Linked DNA regions of Homo sapiens: all the other regions are linked to region 3. Evidence: chromatin loops called from intact Hi-C (ENCODE). Cell type or tissue: GM12878. All regions are shown on one strand.

Evidence for each region. Peaks named below come from ENCODE experiments on the same cell type or tissue, not always from the same donor. Only the 100,000 strongest peaks of a DNase experiment are listed, where the experiment ranks them.
Region 1: it touches region 3 in a loop (11-fold over the local background); 15 of 110 quality-filtered maps call a loop at or near these places.
Region 2: it touches region 3 in a loop (5-fold over the local background); 9 of 110 quality-filtered maps call a loop at or near these places.

What each region holds. Positions count from the first base shown.
Region 1 is chr22:50,145,013-50,153,012 of GRCh38, forward strand. It overlaps MOV10L1 (Mov10 like RNA helicase 1), which reads left to right. Exons shown (of 27, transcript NM_018995.3): 19 at 677-798; 20 at 4,603-4,702; 21 at 5,723-5,887. Among named protein-coding and RNA genes, the nearest start is that of PANX2, 22 kb to the right of the region's middle. In GM12878, a CTCF peak has its summit at 4,313; a DNase peak (open chromatin) is centred at 4,339; H3K27me3 peaks cover 120 bases.
Region 2 is chr22:50,010,955-50,018,954 of GRCh38, forward strand. IL17REL (interleukin 17 receptor E like) reads right to left here and starts at 1,811. Exons shown (of 15, transcript NM_001371417.1): 1 at 1,591-1,811. The coding sequence starts at 1,692. TTLL8 (tubulin tyrosine ligase like 8) reads right to left here. Exons shown (of 14, transcript NM_001350317.3): 14 at 7,621-7,837. The coding sequence ends at 7,830. RefSeq lists silencers at 1-121, 132-181 and enhancers at 1,696-2,296, 6,347-6,406. In GM12878, a CTCF peak has its summit at 4,238 (motif pointing right); a DNase peak (open chromatin) is centred at 6,177; H3K4me3 peaks cover 749 bases; H3K27ac peaks cover 384 bases.
Region 3 is chr22:49,926,454-49,934,453 of GRCh38, forward strand. CRELD2 (CRELD disulfide isomerase 2) reads left to right here. Exons shown (of 10, transcript NM_024324.5): 10 at 802-1,084. The coding sequence ends at 854. Among named protein-coding and RNA genes, the nearest start is that of CRELD2, 12 kb to the left of the region's middle. RefSeq lists a silencer at 3,117-3,376 and an enhancer at 4,113-4,162. In GM12878, CTCF peaks have their summits at 3,252 (motif pointing right) and 4,640; a DNase peak (open chromatin) is centred at 4,718; H3K4me3 peaks cover 1,286 bases; H3K27ac peaks cover 1,083 bases.

The DNA.
Region 1 (8,000 bases), 220 kb after region 3:
GCTAACTGCAACCTCCGCCTCCCGGGTTCAAGCAATTCTCCTGCCTCAGCCTCCTAAGTACCTAGGATTACAGGTGTGTGCCACCACATCCAGCTAATTTTGTATTTTTAGTAGAGACAGGGTTTCACCATGTTGGTCAGGCTGGTCACGAACTCCTGATCTCAAGTGATCCACCCGCCTCTGCCTCCCAAAGTGTTGAGATTACAGGCTTTAGCCACTGTGCCCAGCCTGAAATATTGCGTTTAAAAAAGACATTGAAAATAGCTGGGCGTGGTGGCATGCGCCTGTAATCCCAGCTACTCCGGAGGCCGAAGCAGGAGAATCACTTGAACCTGGGAGGCAGAGGTTGCAGTGAGCCGAGATTGCACCATTGCACTCCAGCCTGGGCGACAGAGCAAGAGCAAGACTCCCTCTCTAAATAAACAAACAAACAAACTGAATAGAAAATGTACAAAGTTGTTTTGGGGAAGGGTCTGCAGGATTATGTGTTATATTTGTGGCTCTAGAGTTGATAAAACATGGACTGAATTGATAAGGAAGTATGAGATATTTTGAGAAAAAAACCTTAAATCATGACTTAGACGTAACTAAGAAGTGGTACCAGGGCAAGGTTCCCTTTTGGAATTCTGCTTAATAATTGGAGGAGTAAACTAACTCTACGCCTCCTTGCCCCCAGATAGTTATTGACGCCGTCAAACCGTATTGCAGAGACGGAGAAGACATCTGGAAAGCCTCACGCTTCCGGATAATCATCACCACATGCAGCAGCTCAGGGCTGTTTTACCAAATAGGAGTGAGGTGAGCCCCGGGCATGGAGCGCGGCATGGGGCCTCCCAGGGCAGAGGTCGGAGTCCTCTCCTAGCTTCTGTCTGAGGGGCGGATGACCCAGAGACTCAGTGCTCAGGGAGGGAGGCAGGGCTGTGGGCGAGAAAGGCTGGTTGGGGAGGGCCGTGCCTGAATGGAGCTGGGGAAGCCGAGACCCCAAGGACTCGAAGGAGCCAGCAGTGGGATGGGCAGGCAGATGGACTGGCCCATGCAGAGGCCCCGCGGTGGGGGAGCACTGAGGTCTCCCCAAAGGAGACTGTAGAGCCAGAGCCTCGTGAGCAGGAACGGCCTGAAAGGGGTGGTGAGGGGGAGGCCTGGCGGGCTGTGGAGGGGCCTTTGGACGACCTCTGGTGAGCCGGGAAGCCAGTGAAGGGCTTCTGAGCAGGAGAGTGAGTCTCTTGGAGTGGGCGTGGGGAGGCAGGCTGCCTAGGAAACGGCTGGGCTCTGTAAGGTCAGACCCTGGGGGCCATTTGTGTCCCTGGCGCTGGGGGCTCTTCAGGGGAGACAGGCGGAGGAGATGGATTGTGGGGTGCCGGCTGTCATAGGAGGACCTCCCCTGGGGGCTGGGAGGAAGAGCTTCGAGCCCAGGGAGGCTGAGTGAGGACCAAGGCACTCTCAGACCCCAGTGCAGGGGGGTGGGGTCGGGGAGGCAGCAGGCAGCTCCCTCTCAGTGCATAGAGCCAGACAGTGTCGGGGGCACAGGCTGAGGGTGAGAGAGGGAGAAGCCAGGGCCTCTGAGGGAAGCCCCACCCTCCCTGACGGCCTGGAGACAGGTCGCTCTGAACAGTGTCCAGCGTCACAGTGGTCGTGACCCTCCCTGACAGCCTGGAGACAGGTCACCCTGGACAGTGTCCAGCGTCACGGTGGTCGTGAGGGTGACCACAGGAGGTGGTCCGTCAGCTCCACATGGAGCAAAGGCACAGCCAGCCACGCCTATCACAGCGTGTCACGGATGGTTTCATCGGCGCGTTTAACTCTCTCACATACATGATGTCCTTTCATCATGAGATTAGTAGAACGTGATTGATGAGACACTTTACATTTTTTTTGGTTCAAGTCTTCAAAATCCACCATGTATTTTACACTTAGAGCATGTCAGGTTTCAGACTAGCCACTGTGCGGTGCCCGAGAGCCGTGTGTGGCTACCGGATTGGACAGCACGGATCTGAACAAGACAGGGATTTTTTTTGTTAATGTGTGTTGATGAGTCAAAGGTCAAGAGCCGAAGAGCCAGTCCTCACTGGGGTGCAGAGGGCTCTTTGGGGGCAGAGCGGGCACTGCATGGACCCTGCACCCTGGAGCTGATGTTCAGGTAGTGGGAGGAGGTGGCCGGCCAGGGCAGGCCGCTCTCTCAGAGGCACTCTGTGCAGAAGCAGGGAGGGTGCTGCAGGCCGCTCTCTCAGAGGCGCTCTGTGCAGAAGCAGGGAGGGTGCTGCAGGCCGCTCTCTCAGAGGCGCTCTGTGCAGAAGCAGGGAGGGTGCTGCAGGCCGCTCTCTCAGAGGCGCTCTGTGCAGAAGCAGGGAGGGTGCTGCAGGCCGCTCTCTCAGAGGCGCTCTGTGCAGAAGCAGGGAGGGTGCTGCAGGCCGCTCTCTCAGAGGCGCTCTGTGCAGAAGCAGGGAGGGTGCTGCAGGCCGCTCTCTCAGAGGCGCTCTGTGCAGAAGCAGGGAGGGTGCTGCAGGCCGCTCTCTCAGAGGCGCTCTGTGCAGAAGCAGGGAGGGTGCTGCAGGCCGCTCTCTCAGAGGCGCTCTGTGCAGAAGCAGGGAGGGTGCTGCAGCCCAGCTGCAGAGGCCCCACAGCGTTAGTTGGCCACTGGGGGCGGCTGGAGTGGGGAGGGGCACTTCAAAGGGCAAAGAAGTAGCAATGTCATCTGGCAAAAGTGACATTAAATAACTGCAATTAATACAGAATTGAAACCTAAATACTTACATTCTAGGAAAGATACATAATGTTAATTTTTTTCAACAGAAATAGGGACATGAGATGGGGAAATGGCAGTTTGCTGATTTCCACATCTTTCACTGGGAGGGGTTCACGGTGTCACTTGTGAAATCCGTGTCTTGAGAGTTACACATTGATACCTGAAGTGAAAGGTGTCAGCTGACCGTGAGTGGATGCAGGACATGTTGGGCCCAGCACTGCTGTAAGCAGGAGCCCGCCCCCGCACAGGTCTGACCACAGGGTCTCACCCCACAGTGGGACACCTGAGGCTCAGAGGTGATGGATTTGCCCAGCATCTAGGGTTGGAGAGGGGAGATCCTGGAATCAGCAGTGAGAAGGGTAAACGTGGGCTCGGCAGTGAGGACGGTGCGGGCCCAAGGTGCGTCCTGTTGAGTGTTGGCGTGGCTCCGGACACTCTCTCTGCCCCATACCTGCTTCCTCAGGCATCAGGACATGTTTCTGCCCCAAGAGCATTTCCCCACTGAGGCCTCCTGACCACAGAGCAGAAGCTGCTGGGGTGGGCGAGCCAGGGAAGCCGGGGCACCTGTTCCTCAGCTCATGGCCCCAGGTGGGGTGGCCCCTCTGCACTCTAGAAACAGATCATGTGCCGAGCGAGCTCCTGCTCTCCGCTCAGTCCCACAGCCTTCCCATGCAAGAGTTCCGCAGCTTCTCCTGACGACTCCTTCCCGCAAAATCCCCACCCCGTCCATCAGCAACGCTGTGGACTCTCTGCTCCTGCACCTCCCTTACCTCCCTTGTCACACGGAGAAGGAAGAGCCGGACAGGTACCCGCCAGGAGGGCTGCTCTGTAGCTGGGAACCTCACTGAGTTTGCAGCAGGGGCCAGAATTGTGGGGAGCCATTCTAGAGACCGCATTTTCTTTTTTTCTTTTTTTTTTTTTTTTATGAGATGGAGTCTTGCTCTGTCACCCAAGCTGGAGTGCAGTGGCGCGATCTCAGCTCACTGCAAGCTCCGCCTCCCAGGTTCACGCCATTCTCCTGCCTCAGCTTCCCGAGTAGCTGGGACTACAGGCGCCCGCCACCACACCCGGCTAATTTTTTTGTATTTTGAGTAGAGACGGGGTTTCACCGTGTTAGCCAGGATGGTCTTGATCTCCTGACCTCGTGATCCACCCATCTCGGCCTCCCAAAGTGCTGGCATTACAGGCGTGAGCCACTGCGCCCGACCAACCCCATTTTCTTAATGGTGCCGCAGATTGGGAAGTGGCTCCCAGGGCCTCAGCCTATTGGCATGCAGGCCAGGCAGTGCCCAGCTGAGAGTGGCTCACAAGGATGAGTCAGGAGGAAATGAGCGGATGGCAGGAGAGGCTGCCATCTGTGGCCGCCTGCATGGCCAGGCCTGTTCTCAGCGCTTTACAGCGGCCAGTTCAGCTGCTCTCACCTCAGCCACCTCCCGAGAGACACGTGGGAGGTGGAGGCTCAGAGAGGGGAAGTCAGGACTAGAGCCTGGGCATTTTGATAATGACAGGAGTGAGACGCAGGTGGAGAGCAGGCCAGGAGCCTGCGGCGCTTCTCCTGTGAGCTGCCCCCAGGAGGCGCTCGTGTGTTGCCCATCGCTCCCACCCCTTCTTCCCTCCACATCTCTAGAAATACAGACGCTGCGTGCAAAGCACTGGGTGCTGATGTGGCTTAGCATCTCCTGACACCTGTGGCCTGTCCTCCCTCCAGCCGGGTGACACCCAGACCCCCAGCTCCTGCACACCCCTGGGCAACCCTGCTGTGCCCCCGGGGTGCTGAGCGTGGCTTTGCCAGTGTGTCAGAGGCATCAATTGCTAAAACAATTCGGCAGAAATTACCATTTAGAACATCTTTGCTCTAGAGTTGGGCACTTCACTCACGTGTTTGTGGACGAGGCTGGGCAGGCAAGTGAGCCGGAATGCCTCATTCCTCTGGGGCTGATGTCGGACATCAGTGGCCAGGTAAGTCCCGACTACTGTGTGTGCTGCTTCCTCCTCACCCCGTTCTCCTGAGGGGATGCAGGCTGCGATCCTGCCGGGAACAGTCACAGCTGTACAGGGGTCAGGTGGAAGTGCCAAGGACCCCGAGGTGTTGGGGGCCATGGGTCTCTATTGTACTTTATTCCTTTTGGACTAGAAGTGAATGTCTTGACTCATTTACTTGTAAAACGGAGGTAAGAGCCATTCTAGGTGTTGGGGATACAGCGGTAAAGTCAGGAATGTGGTCCCTGCTCTGGGTGAGCCGGCCGTTCAGTGCCTGGAGGGGCGGACAGGGCCAGTGCTCCTGCATCTGACCCACTTGCCCCTCAGGCTGCCCTGGCCTCCAGCTCTGTGCATCCTCTGTTCTCTGCTCCCACCTGCTTCCTCCCCGAGTGCTTCTGATGGTGGCGTGGGCATCACCTTGAACTTCCCTGGTTCTCTCACTGTGGCTCATCCAGGCGAGCTCATCCAGTGTCCAGCACTGGACATTTCAGGGTCCTCCTTGGCACCCATCCTAGATGTCTGTCCCAGTCACCAGGCACTGTGGGGCGGAGCATGAAGGTGACGCCTAGGGAGGGAGCAGGGACTGGTCCAGGCAGAGCAGCGGCATAGGGCGGCCTGACCAGGTCAAGGCAACCATGGGCAAGAGGCAAGGGGCAGGTGGGATGGCGGCCAGGGCCAGCCATGCAGAAGCTTCCAGAAGATAGACGGCATCCTTGGGGCTCTTACCACTTTGAGAGATTCGCAGGAGAGAAAACCAGGCTGCAGAAGCCGGGCAGATGGCAGGACTTCGGGGAGGCAGATGGCAGGACTTCAGGGGGAAGCGGGGAGAGACGGCTCCAAGCCCTGTCGGCATTCCCTGGTCTCCCAGTCCCTCCCGTCGTCCCCTGCAGCAAGAGTGAGCATGGGGCCATCCTGCGCACAGCCCCATTCCCACCTGAGCCCGTAGGAGTGGCAGCGGCACCCTCCCTGCATGAGCTGAGACGGGCCCTCTGTGTGCAGATCGTGCTGGCAGGAGACCCCATGCAGCTCGGCCCAGTCATTAAGTCCAGACTCGCCATGGCCTATGGGCTGAACGTGTCCTTTTTGGAACGGCTGATGTCTCGACCCGCGTACCAGAGGGACGAAAATGCTTTCGGTGCTTGTGGCGCACATAATCCCCTGTTGGTGAGTCACAGACTCCAGCGCGTTCAGGTCCCCAGCTAAGCAGACACAGGCTCCAGGGCAGTCGAGCAGCTCACTCTTCTGTCCACCTGAGTCATCTCCATCCGTGGGCAGAGTGCAGGGGAGCACCCACCATAGCACCTCCCCCGTCAGCAGAAACTGCAGCCTGGTGCTGATGGCTGAGACTCTGGGGTCAGATTCAGTAAAATAAGTTAAAATCTGTGTTACTCTGTTAACGTTAAGAAAAGCAAGAAATAATTTTTGTGACTTAAAAAGCCTGCCCTAGAGTGACTGCAGGCAGTGTCTCCTCAGTGGTCTCTGACCCCAAGGTCCCACTGAAGTGCAGGTCTGGGCTCTCAGCCAACCTTGCACCAAATTCTGAGGGATGGGCTTTGGGATTTGCATCTTTGGAGCCCCCAGCACACTGAGCTTGGGCCTCCAGGGCCCATCATTCAACAGTGAACCAAGTAGCCTCAGTTTGTAAGCCCCTGTAGCCCACAGAAAAACAGTCTCCATCTGATTCCCATTGCCAGTATTAACATCAATAGAAAATGAGGGGCAGTTACCATGGGCAGACTTTCAGGGAAAAGGACTGGACCCCATTCTTGGTTGTCAAGGGTAGGGAGCAGGTGGGGGTCTTCAGGCCAAGGAAGGCCTCATGAGGGACTACCCGCAAGACAGGACCGGCTGTGCCAGGAGGCCATGAAACTGCCCCCAGGAAGATGGCCGGCCGTGAGCAGCTGCTGGGCCCAGAGGGCGCCTGAGAGCTCTGCTGTCCCCCGGAGGTTCGCCTCATCCTCCAGTGCCGCTGTGCGCCTGTACCCGCTAGCTGCTTTGCTGGAGGTGTGGGTGCAGGTGACGTGGCCGCAGCAGGAGAGACCAGCACGCTGCCGTCCCCACCACACAGCCTTCAGGGCAGGTGCATACAGCACAGGGCCACAGGTACAGAAAGACCCTGCCGCACGGGAGGTGAAGGCCTTGTCCTGTGTGGGGCCTGGGCAGTGTCCTGCACCCTCCAACCAGAGCGGCTGCCACAGTGACCCCAGGAGGCTGCATGCTTCCTTTCTCTTCCCCAGCAGCTGCCCATGTCCAGCTAAGGCAGAGGTGCCGTGACTCTAGATCACATTTGGAGTTTGGAGTAGCACGTTGGAGGCTGGACACATTCTATTTAGGCTTGACAGAGTCGGGAGGACTCACGGGGCCAATCATGGCGTTCTCGTGCCAGTGTCATCTGGCGAGTAACAGACAGCACTGCAGGAACACAGGTTTTCACCAACAGGGGCTTTGTTAACTCATCCCAAGGAGGGAGAGCCCTAGGCTTGTTCTCCCCAGCAGTGTCTCCCCGAGGGACAGTCAGTGACAGGAGGGCAGAGGGTGCAGCATTGCATAGAGAGGACGGCTCCCCGCGGCACAGACGCAGCGAGTCCTCATGCCAATACATGGGTCACGTGATGAGCAGGGTCAAGACTGAGCATTGCTCTGACTGGTTGAACTCCTGTAGTCGCTGGAGACCCTCTCTGGCTGCTTACACCAGCACCAGGGGAAGAGCACCTGCCCTGAGTGAGCTTCCCGAGCAAGTTGGAGGCAGACAGTAAAGGTGTCCCATGTACTGGTGATATCACAGTCACCCTCAGCCGCATCAGTGAAGTCACAGCCAGGCCCGCCCAGGGCTGGCCAGGCCCCCAGAGTCACAGTGTCTATGCTCTCCTGGCCCAGGGGCCCAGGAGCTCTTCCTTCCCTGTGGCCAAGCGGAGGCAGGGCTGTGTGGGCCAACAAGATGCTGTTTCCAGGGTGAAGCTCTCAGCACACGAGGGAGGCATCCACCTGCCCTCCACCCGGCTGCTGGGTTCCAGGTGGCAGGAGCCCTTTAAGAGGCCCCTCAGCGGCACCCAGACCCAGGAGAGGAACAGAGGGCAGCCGTCACACCCTTTTCTTCCTGATGTTTCCATTTTCTATTCAGATGGACCCTTGGCTTGACCATCATCCAAGGGCTTGGTCTGGGGGCAGGCGACACACAGGGGCGCAGGAGCAGAGTCAGGCTTGGAAGTCAGGCAGGCCTCACGTTTGCTGTGCAGAGCCGCTTTTCGTTCGACAGAAACTGTGCCGGGTACCACCT
Region 2 (8,000 bases), 85 kb after region 3:
CCCAAGCTCCCCTGCATGCGGCCCAGCCTCCCGCCGTCACCCGCGCGGGTCCCCCCCCAGGGCGCGGCTGTAGCCCCAGCCTCCCCTCCCTGGCTTCCCCCCGCGGGCAGGGGCTCCCGCGCCCCCTCGCAACCACCGCCCTGTCCAAGGCTGCCCAGGCAGCGCCCCTACACCCACCTCCAGCTTCCCGCTCCTCTTGTCACCCCTTGACCCCTCCTGCTCAACCCTCCCCACCCCATCTTCCATGAGACCCTCCCTCAGCCCCGCCAAACCCCTCCTCTCCTCTCCCCTCCAGCACTTCCCCTCCTTCCTGGCCTCTTCCACCCGCCTCAGCCCCTGCCCTTGCCCCTGCCCCTTTCCTTGGAGTACTGAGGGTTCAATCTTGGTCCCCACCCATTCCCCAGGATCACCTGGCCGTCCTAGCGTGGACAGCGCGGTCACACCTCGGACCGGGAGGCTGCCTGCATACCCCGCAGCCGCCTCAGCAAAGCTTTCCAGCTTGCACTTCAAGGCCGCCTCCCCCCATGTCTCCCAACTCAGGGACCATTTCCTCCCAGAGGCAAAAGTCGATTCTGAGGTCTCATCTCTCGCTTCTCCTTCCCCCTCCTAGCCAGGATCCCCAGGCCTGCCCCCTCCCTGTTTTCCATCTCCACTGCAGGGTGGCATCCGGTGGACACCCCTCCCACCTGAACCCGCCCATCTCCCCTGCTGCCACCGGTTCCCACGCATCCCAGCCTGCTTTCTTCCTTGTTCCACGAATGCCCTGTGGATCTGAGCCTGCCCATGGCACCCAGCACTCCAGCCCTTGCTGCTCCCCTCCCTGAGCTGAGCCCTCTGCTGGACCCGTCTCAGGCCCTGTGGAGCTGCTGGATGTCCCCGCAAGTGTCCCCTGAGGTGACCAGGCCACCACCCTAAAGGCACATCTTGCTAACTGCTGTCCCCATGCCAGGAACGGTGCACCCAGCAGGTCCTCAGTGAGTCCTCCCTTTCCGGGACACCTTCTGTGCCCTTTCCATGCCTGTGTCCCCACTGTGCCCGGCCAGCCTTGGGCACCGGGGCCCCTTCCTGGGATGCTGGGTACACTTCCTGCTGCAGGTGCTGATGAAGCGCCCTCTCCTGTAAGGCTGAGTGAGTGGGCTGTGCAGTGAGAGCCCTCCACCCCAACCCAGCCACCTCCACTGCCAACATCTCATTCTCAGCACGTTCTCCGAGTGTTTCCTTGGCAGGTGTCTACACAAGCCCAGGTGTTGCGGGCTCCCGATGGCTCAGAGCAGCCGAGCGGGGTGGGGTGGGAGCCCCGGATGGGCTTGCGGGCTGCCCTAGATTCTAACACAGCCTCCTTGGAGGTCACAGGTGGGTCCGAGGTGGGCTCACCCTGCCTTGAGCTTCCAGCAAACACTTCCCGGAGCAGCTCGGCAGGGTCAGGCCAGGTCTCCCATCCTTCTTTCACCAGCGCTGCCCTCGGACCCCCCAGGGCCCTGCAACCCCTCACCTGCTGATGTGCTGAGAGCGTCAGGCCAGACCCACCTGAGGAGAAACCAGGGCCTTATCTGCCACAGTGTAGGGGCCTAGGAGGAGGCAGGAGCTTACCTGAGAACAGGAGAGGCCACATTCTGTAATCCGGGGGATGGCCAGGCTCTGGAAAGTGCCCCAGGTCAGGCCCAAGAACGCGAGTGCTTGCCCAGCCAGCATCTGGCTGTGCAGTGAGAGCTCCCACTGGTAAGCGTGGATGTGAGTGGGGCAAGTTTGCAGGATGCCCTGTGGCAGCGGCTCCAGGCTGACCCTGCAGCTCCAGCCCCAAAGACAAACAGAGGGTGGAGGCTGCTCTTCACAGCTGGAGCGAGCGAGACACTCCCCCTCCCGGCAAAACAGGGCTCGCTTCACAGACAGCAGCCCGGGAGACTTTCCACCGCCTGGGGCCAGAAGACTGTGGCCAGACACTTGTGGAGTTTCTAGGTTTCCAAAGGAAGCATCCAGAAACCTTGGGGCCTTTGGGGTCCGAGGACACCCTAATGGGGTTCCCCACAGGGCGGCCACTGGTGCAGAGATGGCTCCAGGCCGGCGGGATAGGCTGCCGCCGGCGTGCACCTCCCTCAGGCATGCATGAGGCCAGGAGGGTAGACAAGGGCCCTGGAAAGCTGGCTGGGCTGGCAGAGGGGTGGAATCTGTCCTGGGCACTCATACCCCAGAGCCCCTGGCTTCAGCCCCAGCCCCTAAGGGGAGCCCTCTCCTAAGACCTGAGATTCCACCCAAGTCCCTGGCCTCCACCTCCCCTCAAGATGCAAAAGGCCACCTCCCCTGTGTGGTCCTCCCTATGAGCCCCCCCCCACTCCGGAGGGCACCCCCCGAGGCTGGGAACTCTGGGGCCCAGCCTCTGCTCAGGGAGCCGTTCTGTGTCATCTTCTTATTTGGAGCATCAAATGCATAGGAAAGTTTCTGGGCAGAAGCTTACTGCTTCCCATTTGCCTCCAGCCAGGGCAGGGGGTTGGAGAGAACCAGGGTGCAGTTCTTGGGTCCTCCTGGCTCCTCCCTTCCTGGACAGGCACAGAGGCTTCTGCACCTGCCTCAGGTTCTGGGAGGGCACTGCCCCACGTGTGTGTGTGTGTGTGTGTGTGTGTGTGTGTGTGTGTGTGTGTGTGTGTCTGTGTGTGTGTGGGGGGGGGATGGCGGGAGTTAATAGCTGGGGAGCCTGGGAGTGTCTAGCTGGGGTGTTCTGCCTGGAATACCCACAGGACACCCCAAGTGTGGAGGGCGGCACCACCCCCAGGCTGGGAGAGGCTGTGGGCCTCACACTGTGGGCTCGGGTAGTCAGGAGGGAGCTTGAGAAACAAGCTCTGGGGTTCGGTCCCAGGGGAGGGAAGGCGGCAGGGGCTGCTGTGACCGTGAAGTCCTCCCTCCCTCCCACCACCCCGCACTGCCCACCTCCCTGCCTCCTGGGCCAGCACCTCGACCCTGCCCCCGCCTGGCCTAGAGCCCTCCATGGGCTGGAACTTATGCACTCACTGCTGGGCAGAGTAGATGGGGCTGAGCCCGCCCCCTGCAGCAGCGTGCCTGTGGCCACAATGCCCTGGAGAGAGTGGCTAGTGCCAGCCTCCATGCCACGGCATGGTCAGCAGCAGGCAGGCACATTTGGGGGTGGCTCAGGACGGGCCACTGTCATCCCCTATCCCAGGCTGGCTGAGCTGTAAGACAGATACTCCAGCTGGGCCTCGCCCCTCAGCCTGGCCTCCAGCCCTCCTTATACCAGGGGACGATGGGGGCTGCTGTACTGTGGCAGGGGTGTCCCAGACGATGTCCATGGGCACGGCCAGCAGGATCATTGGGAAAGGACAAATGTCCCTCCCCCATGGGCCCACTCACACCCAAACCTCTCTCCAGGCCTCTCTGGGACAGGCCCCCACCACGACACACCCGTTGCCTGAAGGCGCCATCCCAGCGTGCCGTGACGCAGGCAGGGGCTGCAGGTGGCCAGTAGTCGGTGATCTCGTGTAGGGACGGCCCACGGGGTGTGGCTGGTGCTGGTTCCAAGGCCCAGGGAAGGACAGTGGGGCCGGCCTCTGCCCTCTGCCCCAGGCCCCCGGCCACCCTCTCCAGCCTGAGGTCAGAGGGCTCCAGCCCTGTCTCTGAGGGCTGGGGGATTGGCCCTGCTCAGTATCCATGAAGAGCCAGGCCACGGGCTCCTGGGCGGGCCCCGGCCACCGAGATCACCCACCGCAGCTGGGCGAGGCCTGGGGTGGGGGTGGGGTCTTTCCAAGTCTGGGTCTCCAGGGCAGCACGGCCACACAGCCCAGTGACCATCGGTCGCCCAGAAGCCCAACGGTGAAGGGATCTGAGGGTCCAACCCCGGGGGCTCCCTCCGCGCCCGCGCTGGGCACCAGATGGGAGGAAACGGGGTGCGGAGACCCTGGGCGGCGCCGAGACTCGTCGGACGAACGCGGGAAGGAACGAACCAGCGTCCGCCCGGGACCCGGGCTGGAGCCTTCCCCAGAGCGGCTCGGAGGGTCCGGAGCGGGTGCGGGGGTGCTGGGCACGAGGTTCCCAAGAAAACCACGGCGAGGACGCGGGTTCACCACAACAGCGCTGTGTTCTCGGCCTCAGCTCCGCGCAGGTTTCCACGGAGACGCGCGTGGCTCCGGGTCGTCGTCCTGGTCCCCGCGCCGGTCCCGACTCACGGGGTCCGCGGGCTGCAGCTCCGCCCGCCGAGCCGCACGAAGGACGCGCCCTGCAGGACCGCGGCGCAGAACGAGCGGCAGCGCTTGCAGGGCCCGGCGGGTGGCAGCAGCCCGCGGCACACGAGGCAGGGCGGCGCTCGGGGGTCCCTCGGCAGCCCTGGGGAGGGAGGGGCGCTGAGACCGCGTGCGCCGGCCCCACATTCCCCGGCCGCGCCTCCCTCCACCCCGACAGCACTCGCCCGCCCCGGCGCGCCCCGGGACTCCCCACCCCCTACAGCGCCTTCCTCCACCTGCAGTCGCGTCCCCGGGCCCCGCCCACCCCGCCCCCCGCCACCGCTCCTCCAGCCCACTGACCTTCCCACACCCCCCGGGAACCCTGGACTGCGTCCACAGACCCTGAGCCCACAGATCCCTGAAACCTCGCCCCTGTCCTCTCCTACCCCAGCCCACCCCCGACCGCGCCCCAGGCCCCCTGACTGTGCCTAGCGCCCCTTGACCTCGACCCCAGGTCCCCGGACCGCACCCACCCGTCCCTCAATCCACACCCACCAACAGGCGACGCCCGCGCCCCTCAAGGCCACGCCCCCAGGCAGGCCCCCCAGGGTCACCCTTATCACCTGCAAGACCAGCCCCAGGTGGCTCCCAACTCGCTCCTGCATGGAGCCCACCTGCTTCCCCCAGCTTTCGGAAAACCAAGACCTCCACTCAAACGCAGGGGGGCGGGGGTAGGGTGTCGTCCCTCTGGGATGAAGGCTCTGCGGATGGGAGGTCCCCTTCCCCACCCCCCTCACCCTCCCTAACGCCCCTCCACCTGGCCCCCCACCCCAGAGGGGCAGTCCAGCTCTGCCTCTAGCTTGTCAGCCTCTCTCAGCCCTCCTCCAGGTGAGTCCTGCCTAGAAGGACCCAACCGGCCAGGAGATTTGGAGAAGAGCAGCCCCCACCCCAACTCGTCCTGCCCTGCTGTGCCTGGGCTCAGGTTCAGATGCCTGGTGCTGAGGACCCATCCCCACTGGGCCAGGACCAAGTGGGTGGTGGGTTCAGGACGGTGCCTGCAGGCGAGGGCCAGCAGCATGCTGGGCCAGCCACAGAGTCCCAGGATGGGTCAGCAGCTGGAGGGGTCAGGAGGGAGGTGGGAGTGTTAAGACTGGGGGTGCTCCAGGAGCCACCGAGTCCCCACAAGAGGCTGCACCCAGTGCAGGCCATCTGGACACACTGGCACCTTCGAAGTGGGCCTGGGCTGGGGCTCCTGGTGGAGCTAGAAGACCTGCTACCCACAACCTGTGGTCAGACCTCACCAGGGCCCATGGGCAGTTCTGATGCCAGGAGCTGCCGGAGGAAGCACACCCCAGGCCCACCATCCCACGTGGTGCCCGTGGTCTGGCAGGCGGCCACGTGGTGCCCGTGGTGTGGCAGGCGGCTGCAGACCGTGCCCTCTCCTGCATGGACTCAAAGGTGGCAGCCGTGATGGGTGAGAGCAGGTAGCTGCCGTCCACCGCAGGGCTGGCCACTCAGCAAGGCCACCCCCTGCATGGGAGCTGCTGCGTTTTGAGAACTTTCACGCAGTTCCTCGGAGCGTCACAGGATAGGCAAGGCTGGCAGGTGTGACCACCATGTGTCCCTTTCATCCGAGAGGCTGGGGCCTTGGCCTGGCTCTCACTGGCCTCCAACCGCTGTCCTTGCCCTGGGGCTGTCCCGGGTCCCTGGCCAGCCCTTCTCAGTGGGGTGAGCCTGTGCCAAGCCCCGTCCCCCATGTACTGGGGCTGGTGAGTCAAACTTCAGGTTGCCCAGGCCAGGAAGGACTAGGGGAAGGCCAGCCTGCACACTTGCTGCAGCTATAGCTGGTGGGGGAGGGACAGAAGGAGCCCCAGGGTGGGGTAGGGATGTGGGGTGAAGAGGGGACTCCCTGGTTTTCCTAGCCGCCAGGGCTGTAGGTTCCCAAGCAGCCACAGCCCAGCCCAGAAGTGCAGGCACCACCCTGCTGGGGCACCCACCGCCCACGGCAAACTCCGAGCCCCAGGCTGAGTCACTCTTCCTGGGGGGCTGGGTGGGGAGAGCCCCCAGTGCCTATGCAAAGCAGTCCTTGGCTTCCGGGAACCTCGGAAGGGCTGGGCCAGCTTGGCCCATAGGACAGGCCAGGGCCCACGTGGCACAAGCAGGGCATGAGCAGCAGGAAGAACGAGGTGGGAACAGCTCCCACTCCCCAGGGCTCTCATCCCAGCGGAGAGACGCACGGAGGCCGGGCACAGGACTGGGAGGTCAAATCTGCCAGGGTGGCCCAGCGCAGCAGGCCAGGTAGCACTGCGGGGCAGGGCCTTGTCCCCCAGGCACCCAGGGCCTGATGGGACCCACCGGGGTGCCCAGAAAGTGTGTGTCCAGTAAGTCGGGGCAGAGGCTGGGCCCACCCTAAGTGAAGGAGGAGGGGACGTGGTGTCTGCGGCTCTCCGTGTGTCTGTGCGTGATTAATGGAGCATGCATGAGCTAACCGAGCAGCTGGTGTGGGGCCTGGACCCTGCTGAGGGAGGGGAGGCCCAAGGCCTGGGCCCCAACCCTGTATGGAGGCCAGGGCTGGGGTGAGACTCATTGTGGGGTGTCAGCAGGCTCCGGGGAGCCACTAAAGCCCATGGGGTGCACTCAGTACCTGGGAGTCTGGGACCCAGACCAGCCCTTCCAGGGAAAACCACCAAATAAGGGCATAAGATAGGAAAAGCATCACAAAAACAAGCAAAAGCAGCAGGCAAGACGGTAAAGGAGGACCAGGTCCAGGCCAGGGAAGGTGAGTGAGCCCAAGGAGAGGGCGCTCTGAAAGGTGCCCGGCCCCGAAGCTCCTCCCTCTGAGACTTTGCCACCAGGGCCACCTGGAGCTCTGGGTCCCAAGGCCCTGGAGTGTGGGGACAGAAGACACCCCATGCCCCCAACAATATGCAGCCCCAAACAGCTGGGTGCAAGGGTGAATCAAAAACAGCAGGGTATGGTGCACACCTGTGGTCCCAGCTACTCAGGAGGCTGAAGTAGGAGGATCGCTTGAGCCTGAGAGTTGGAGGCTGCAGTTGGAGGCTGTGACTGCACCACTGCACTCCAGCCTGGGTGACAGAGTGAGATCCTGTCTCAGAAAAAAAAAAAAAGAAAGAAAAAAGATCAAATAATTTTATTAAAAAGTAGAACTTCTAAAAATGAAAACTTTAAGAAATTAAAACTTCAATGGGTTGATAGCATTCTGAAATGAGCTGGAAGACAGGCGAGGAGATATTTTTAGAATGCAGCACAGGCAGCTAAATAAATCAAACAAAGAAGTGGGAGACTAAAAGATACCGGGAGAGAGAGAAGGCTTAGCAAACATTTAGTTTGTATTCCAAAGGGAAAGAGACAGAACGGGGTGGAGGCAATATTTAAAGACATAATGGCTGAGAGAGTCCCATAATTGAATAATGACACCAGCGCACACATCAAAGACATTCAAATTCCAGGTTGAATAAGTAAAAATCAAACTGAACACTCAAAAGCTGGCAGATAGAACTGACAGCTCCCCTTGGAGAGTGATGGCTGACTCTGCTGATTTTCCCAGAGCCACAGCAAAGACAAGATGGTGGAAAGACGTATTCAATGTTCGGCGGGAGAGTGGCTGCAACCTGTACTCCTGCTGCAGAGAATCTGACGCTGTCATGAACCTGTGTGGAAAAGATATTGACAGACCAAAAGCTCATCCGAACGTCCCATCACTGGCACCTTCCTAAGGGACACTGTCTTGAGCAGAAAGAAAGTGGTTCAGAATGAACATGGTTGGAAGTCTGAGACTCAGGAAGAGTGAAGGGCAAAGAGGAATGTATGTAG
Region 3 (8,000 bases):
CAAATAAAAGCAATTCCACATCTAGAAGCATCGTAGTAAACAGCAACAGCAAGACAGAACTGAGGGGTTAGCAGAGACGGACAGGCCAGAAGACAAGGCTGCCTGCTACCCCCTCGGTCCCCTCTGCCCTGGGCTGGCCCTGCCTCTTGCCCCTCCCTCCCCCCACCCTCGGTCCCCTCTTGCCCCTCCCTCCCACCACCCTGGGTCCCCTCTTGCCCCTCCCTCCCCCCACCCCGGGTCCCCTCTTGCCCCTCCCTCCCCCCCTCTTGCCCCTCCCTCCCCCCACCCCGGGTCCCCTCTTGCCCCTCCCTCCCCCCACCCCGGGTCCCCTCTTGCCCCTCCCTCCCCCCACCCCGGGTCCCCTCTTGCCCCTCCCTCCCCCCCGTCCCCTCATTCTCCTCCCTCCCCCCCACCCTCGGTCCCCTCTTGCCCCTCCCTCCCCGTACCACCCTCAGTCCCCTCTTTCTCCTACCTCCCCCACCCTCGGTCCCCTCTTTCTCCTCCCGCCACAACCATTGTTCAGGCTCCCATTCTGCCAGGCCGCAAGGAACCCCTTGCCGCTCCCAACTCTGCATCCTCCACACCCACGGCAGCGTGGGGGCTCTGAAATGCCGTCTGCCTCATCTCTCATCTGCTTTGTGGGAAACGGGGGTCTCCGAGCTGCCCTTGGATGGCTGCGTCCGGGGCTTTGAGCCAGGACTGGACGGGCAGGCCCTGCACATGCGCTGCTGTCCTGGGAAAGGCCTCATCCCCAGGGCCCTTTGTGCTCAGCCTTGACGACCTATGCTTGTTTTCTGACAGAAGCCACAGAAGGAGAAAGCCCGACACAGCTGCCCTCCCGCGAAGACCTGTAATGTGCCGGACTTACCCTTTAAATTATTCAGAAGGATGTCCCGTGGAAAATGTGGCCCTGAGGATGCCGTCTCCTGCAGTGGACAGCGGCGGGGAGAGGCTGCCTGCTCTCTAACGGTTGATTCTCATTTGTCCCTTAAACAGCTGCATTTCTTGGTTGTTCTTAAACAGACTTGTATATTTTGATACAGTTCTTTGTAATAAAATTGACCATTGTAGGTAATCAGGAGGAGAACGGGCGTGGGTTTGTCTCATTAATCAGGACGGACCTTTACCACTGAGTTTGCACCTGTCCTGCCAGAGCCGGGAGTGACCAGGGCTGCCGAGGTCCGCAGAGGCAGCAGGTCCGGTCCTGGGCTGGTGGCTCTGCTGTCCCTGAACAGGGCTCACGTGCCGCTTGGGGGAGGAGGGGAGGGCCCTGCCTTGGGCGAGAACCTGAAGACGTGACCAGGTGGGTTTCAGGGGTCCAACCTATGGGCCCTCTTCAGTGATTCAAAGGATGTACAAGCAGGGACCCTCAGGCAGGGGAAAAGCATCTTTGGGGGCTTCGCTGGAGGAAACAGCCACTCACAAACCGCAGGGCCTGCCCGTTCCTCATCTGGGAATGAAGACACTGCAAGAAGAAAGCTGGCTGCGGGTGAGAGGCTGCAGGCTCTGGGAGCTCCGTTCCGGGGGGCCATGGCCTCCTCCCTGGGCTCCTCATAGCCCCCAAGTCCCACTTGGCCTGGTCCCCACCACCCACTCCTCAGTCACGCCGCCCCTCCTGTCGCCTCCCCGCGCCACCCCGCCGATGCCGCCAGTGGTAGGTGGCTGTCCTGCTCCTGCCCTGGCCCCCCCTTCCCAGGCCGTGCACCATCCTGGCACTACTGACCTCCATGTCCACACTGTTCTGTACCCACGAACCCCATCTCAGTGCACCTATGCTCACTGGGCCCCAGGTGGTCACGCTTACCTGGGTATTGGAAGAGCCCCTGTGGTAGGACTCTGCCCCGTGGGTCCCCGGCCCGCAGAGGCAGCCACAGCCCACTTGGGCAGGCTGAGTGGTGCCTGGCCCTGCATCTCGCCTCTGGCTCTTCCTGAGTCAGTTGCACTCAGCAGCCTCACGGCCTCTCCCTTTCTCCCTCTAACCCTAGGCCAGGGTGCCCCAAATCCCTAGAGGGGGCACAGCTCAGCTTAGGCGAGGTGGGGGCTGCTCTTGTCCACTTCAGCCCTCTCAGGCAGTTTCCGCTTCATGTGCTGATGGGACCACCTAGAGATGAGGTCCTGACGGTGCAGACCAAGGGCAGAGGCCAGAGGGGCGGGGGCTGGGTGGGCCCTTGGGGGGCTCAGAAAGTGGGATCAGAGCATGGTGGAGAGTCCACAGGGATGGCCGTGGAAAGAAGTAGGGAAACACCAGCTGAGTCCCTGGGGGGCCGAGCACCTGAGTCTCCCGTGGGAGGGTGGAGCCACCCACGGGTGGGTGGGAACTAGGCGACCCCAGCGGGAAGCCCAGAAGGCAGGCCTTGTCCCTGGGGGGTACCTGGGGGAGGAAGAGAGGGCGTAGCCAGGGAAGAGGACGCCCCAGGGGAGAAGAGGAGCCAGGCAGGGGCTGGCCCAGGGCCACCTTGTGCACCCTCACGTGCATGGACAGCGGCGGTACAGGCGCCTCCCATGTCCCGCGCGTCCCTGCCCGGCTCAGACCTGCGGAGCCGCCGTTGATCAGGTGGGACCGCGGCCAGGTCTGGGACCCCCGCCCCATCTTCCAGCCGGGACCTCTGTCCTGCTCCTGCCCTGGCCCCCCCTTCCCAGGCTGTGCACCGTCCTGGCACTACTGACCCGCACGTCCACGCTGGAGACGGCGACCCTCCTGGGCCCGGGGAGTCGAGGACGGGAGGTGTACAGGACAGGGGCCGCGGTTCCGGACGTTGGGAGCAGGACCCCGGGCGCGCATATCCACTTTGTCGCCAGTGAACGCTAGGGAGTCCTCGGAGGGGGGTCGGGGCCAGGCCAGGAGAGGTGCCCGCGGGACACGGGGGACGGGGACTGGGGGGGGCGGTTGAGCAGGAATGGGGGACGACCCCGCAAGACCCTGCGGCAGGGCCGAGGCGAGGGCGCAGGCAGGGTCCTTGGAACCGCGGGGCTGGGGTCCACCTGCCCGGGTGCTCGAGGGGCGCCTGCGGGGCTGGGGCTGGGGCTGGGGCTGGGGCCGGGACCGGGAGCGCCGCCTCCTGGGGGGGCTCTGATCCGCCCCTCCCCACGCGGCGCCGCCCGCGCCCCGCCCGCTCCCGCCGGACACAGCGGACCCTGCCTCGGATCGCGACCCCTGCCCGGGCCCAGCAGGTGGACCGCGAGGCCGCGCGAGGTACCGCCCCTCGGAGCCGCCCGGCCTGGGTCGGGGACCGGGACGCGCGCGGCCAGCAGGTGGCGCTGTGGGACCGCCCTGCTCGGCCCGGCTCCCGGGACTCGGCCGGCCCCTGCCCGCTGCACCTGCCCCGTCACACCTCGGCGCTGCCGGGGCGTCTTTCTAAAAGGGGAACTTGGAAGGGGGAGGTTGGGGTGAACTGTGGACCTCCGCTGTCCTTCTGGGCCCAGGCAGAGACCCTGCCATAGCCCTGGGGGAGTCCCACCCTCTGGGAGCCAGGACTGGGGTCTGCAGGGCCGAGAGGGCCTCCACTTTGGTTCCCAGACCCCGGCATCTTGCTTTGGCACATACGCAGGTCCTGGAGATGGCTTCCATCCCCACAGGGCACTCCTTGTCAGGCTAGAAGCTTCTAGAAGTGCCCCCTGGTCAAGCCCACCCCTGGCTTTGCTGTAAACGCGTCCCTTGGTCGAATGCAACAGACAGTGGGCGGGATCCGCAGGATGAGACGTTCTGTGAGCCAGCGGTTCTCAACAGGCAGCTGTTGTGTCCTCCAGGGGACAGGGGACCGCCTCTGGAGGTGCTGTGGGTTGTCACGACCTGGTGAGGAGTGCTTCTGCCAGGGCACAGGACACCCTGCCACAGAGGATGGCCCCCACCAGAGGACAAGCCAGCTCCCGCTGCCACCAAGGCAGACAGATGCTCACAGCAGTCCCTGGACAGGGGCCTGGACCTCAGCCAAGGCATGTTAGACAGGGAGGCGGCCATGGTGTGAACGTGGGTCTGCTCTGGGAACACGAATCATGGGGTGGGGTCCGCGCAGGCCGGGACCACCTATGCGTGCTGCGTCCTGCTGTCCTGGATGTACCACATCCCCCTGAAGATGACCGTTGCCTGCTCAACCTCATGACAGGGCCGGTCTAATAGCCAGTGCCAGCGGGCAAGGCAGAGACACAGCCATGGGGCATCCCATGGCCAGGCTGTGCATCTCCACAGGGGCCCAGAACCACAGCAGGAGTCCTCGACGCAGGCACACACTGAGGATGGCATGGGCCTCCTCTGCACTGTGTTTGGGGAGGGTCTTCCACAGGCACTTGACCTTAACCCCTCCTTTACCACCCGTGCCTTTGGTCTGCAGAGTCAGATCGTAAGTAGCAGCCGGGACACCGGAGTTGGGCTTGGACGGCGGTGGAGCTGGTCCTGCTCTGTGCCTGTTCAGAGCTGTCCTTTTGTGTCCCCCAGTATTGGGTTGGAACAGAGTCCCCAAATGTGGAACATACTGTTCCAGCTCCCAGAAGCCTTCCAGGTGCCGTGTGTCCTGGCGGGGGCTGCAAGAGGCAGCCACTTATCTGTCCTCTGCTTTGGAGGGGATTTTCTCGCTCAGGAGGGCCCAGTGTGCTCACCATGTCTTGGTCATCTGGTCTCATTAGCACAGCACCATCGATAGAGGGGGCCAGTGTGACATCCTGGGGACATTCATTCAGCTGGTGCCAGTCTCTGGATTATTGTGAGAGAGGGCAGGAACGTTACCATAGCCCTGGGGAGGAACTGAGTGTTTCCTGTTTTGAGTTCCAAGGCAGTGTGACTGATCTTCCTGCCAGACAGGAGATGGAGAAGAATGCACACCCAGCAGTGGCCTCACTGCACACCTGGGGCTGGGGAGCCTTCTCTAGCAAAGGCGCCACATCTAGCTGGGTTGTTTTTGCAACAGTCCACTCTCCTCCAGGACCCACCCACCTGCCTTTTGCAGTGGTCAGATTGGTGGAATAAAAGGAGATCCTTGGCCGGGCATGGTGGCTCACGCCACTGTATTCCTAGCACTTTGGGAGGCCAAGGTAGGTGGATCACCTGAGGTCAGGAGTTCCAGACCAGGAACATGGCAAAACCCCATCTCTACTAAAAATACAAAAATTAGCCAGGCACGGCGGCAGGCACCTGTAATCCCATCAACTCAGGAGGCTGAGGCAAGAGAACCACTGGGACTCGAGAGGCGGAGGCTGCAGTGAGCCGAGATCGCTCTGCTGCACTCCAGTCTGGGTGACAGAGCGAGACTCCGTCTCAAAAAAAAAAAAAAAAGGAGATCCTTGCATTCTTTTAGATCTTTAGATGTGTCCCTAGTTTCCCCCAGTTTTGATTTACTATTTTGGGTGGGGATGGTCACAGATTTGCACTGGACTTACCCATTATGATGGCCAAGGAAATGGTGTCTACCATCAAGAATGTCAGCTCCATCCGTCCTGTGACTGGGGAAATGACCCACTGGATGAATGTGCAGACTCGAGGCTGGTGGATCAGACCTGGCCCGAATTCCACTGCTTCCCTGGCTCCTGTCAGCCCCTCGCTCTAACGGGAGCCATGAGGATGCTTCAGGCCTTCAGATGCCAGCATCACTCAAACCCTGTGTCCAGCACTTCTGAAGATGTGTGCGTATTTCCGTTGCACTGTGTCTGGTTACCGAGGTCGGCGGCCACAGGCCGTCTGGTGGTGGTGGCGGGCGGGGGCGGGGGCAGGGGGCCAGAATCATCATGGTGTGGATTTGCCTTGGCGTTGCACATCTTCCTCTTAGGGACTCAGCCTTCACTTTAGTGAGATTTCTCTGGGTCAGAAACCCACTCAGGTCTAGAAACTGGGCAGCGTCATGACTTTTTATTTATTTATTTATTTATTTATTTTTATTTATTTGAGATGGAGTCTGGCTCTGTCACCCAGGCTGGAGTGCAGTGGCGCGATCTCGGCTCACTGCAAGCTCCACCTCCCGGGTTCACACTACTCTCCTGCCTCAGCCTCCCGAGTAGCTGGGACTACAGGCGCCTGCCACCACGCCCGGCTAATTTTTTGCATTTTTAGTAGAGACGGGGGTCTCGCCGTGTTAGCCAGGATGGTCTCGATCTCCTGACCTCGTGATCCACCCGCCTCGGCCTCCCAAAGTGCTGGGATTACAGGTGTGAGACACAGCACCCGGCCCTATTTATGTATTTTTGAGACAGAATCTCACTCTGTAGCCCAGGCTGACAGTGCAGTGGCGCGATCTCGGCTCACTGCAGCCTCTGCCTCCCGGATTCAAGTGATTCTCCTGCCTCAGCCTCCCGAGTAGCTGGGATTACAGGCATGCACCACCACGCCCGGCTAATTTTTGTATTTTTAGTAGAGATGGGGGTTTCACCACATTGGTCAGGCTGGTCTTGAACTCCTGACCTCGTGATCCGCCCACCTCGGCTTCCTAAAGTGCTGGGATTACAGGCGTGAGCCACCACGCCCGGCCTTATTTATCTATTTTCAAGAAAGAGTCTCTCTGTGTTGCCCAGGCTAGAGTGCGGTGGTGTGATCTCAGGTCACTGCAACCTCTGTCTCCCAGGTTTAAGCAATTCTCCTGCCTCAGCCTCCCGAGTAGCTGAGATTACAGGCACCTGCCACCACGCCCAGCTAACTGTTGTATTTTTAGTAGAGATGGGGTTTCACTATGTTGAGCAGGCTGCTCTTGAACTCCCGACCTCAAAGTGATCCACCTGCCTTGGCCTCGCAGAGTGCTGGGATTACAGGCTTGAGCCACCACGACCGGCCCTGACTTTTTATTGGAGCGAGTACCCTTGACCTCCGCATCACACAACCCTAATATATTTTGCTCCAACAAGCTGAGCAGTCTCTTGTGGGCTGCCTGTCCCTCTCCCAGGAACATGCTGTTCTATCAGCCACCTCCACAACCCCACGCAGCTCTGACCCTGGGCCCGCTCCAGCCCTGCAACTCATTAGAGAGCTGCCTTCACAGCCACTGATGGTCAAATGCTGCTGCCTGGCCATCACCCCCGTCCCTGTCAGCCAGTCCAGTGCTGTGACCGTCCCCTGCTCTCAGTTCCAGAGGACAGCTGGGATCTGTGGTGCCACATGACTTTCAGCCCCTGTCTGCGGTGGCTGTTCTGACATTCACCCCTCCTCACGTGTGTCCCACACTCCAGGAGCCTCTGGGCCGTGAAACAGAGCAGCAGAGGACACCGCCTCCTGGGGTCCTAGTCCTCAGAAAAGGGCCCACAACCCGTCAGCTCTCCGCCGTCCACCACATGCAGCTTATCTGGCTGGGCACGGCTTCGGGTCCCGGGCTCCTTCAGGCTGTGGCCCCTTTGTCACTGGGCCAGCACATCCCCACCAGGATACACTGCAACTTAATCCCAGGAGGGTCTCGGGCAGGTCCTGGGTAATCCCAGGAGGGTCTCGGGCAGGTCCTGGGGAGCCGGGGCAGGGGGCCGGCCTCTCCCACGGAGGAGGCACGGTTTGGAGACATCCTGTTTCTTCCCAGCCAGCACCGAGGCCGGGGCACAGCAGACCCCCGGGGATGGGGTCACCTATTGGTGGCCCCTCTGGTCACTGAGTCTGTGCGTGTTCTCCTGGCCTCTCCATGCAGCCTTCTGTTGTTTTTCCAGAGCTTCAGGGGCGGGCACCAGCAGCCCCCCGAGGACACTGTTCTCAAGGTTGTGCCCCCTGGACTCTCACCCCAGGCTCACCCACCCCAAGAGTGCAGGCCCCTTCCCGTCGCGTCCACCGCCAGTGGTGCCCGCTGGACAGAGTGCCTTTGCCTGTACACCTCCCTGGCGCTGCCTGTCTGTGGCTGGCTCCAGAGTGGCAGGCGGTCTTGGCGCCTCAGCCATGTCCTCAGCTGACCTGGGGGCTGGGTGAGGTGAGGCACCCTGAGACTTCTTCAGCGTGCTGAGCTGTGAGGAGGGGGCTGGGCCTTTGGCCACCACAGGATGACTCAAAGGGTGTGGCCTTCAGTGGGGTGCTCTCCTCAGCCTGCCCCTGCTGCTCCCTCAGCCCCCCG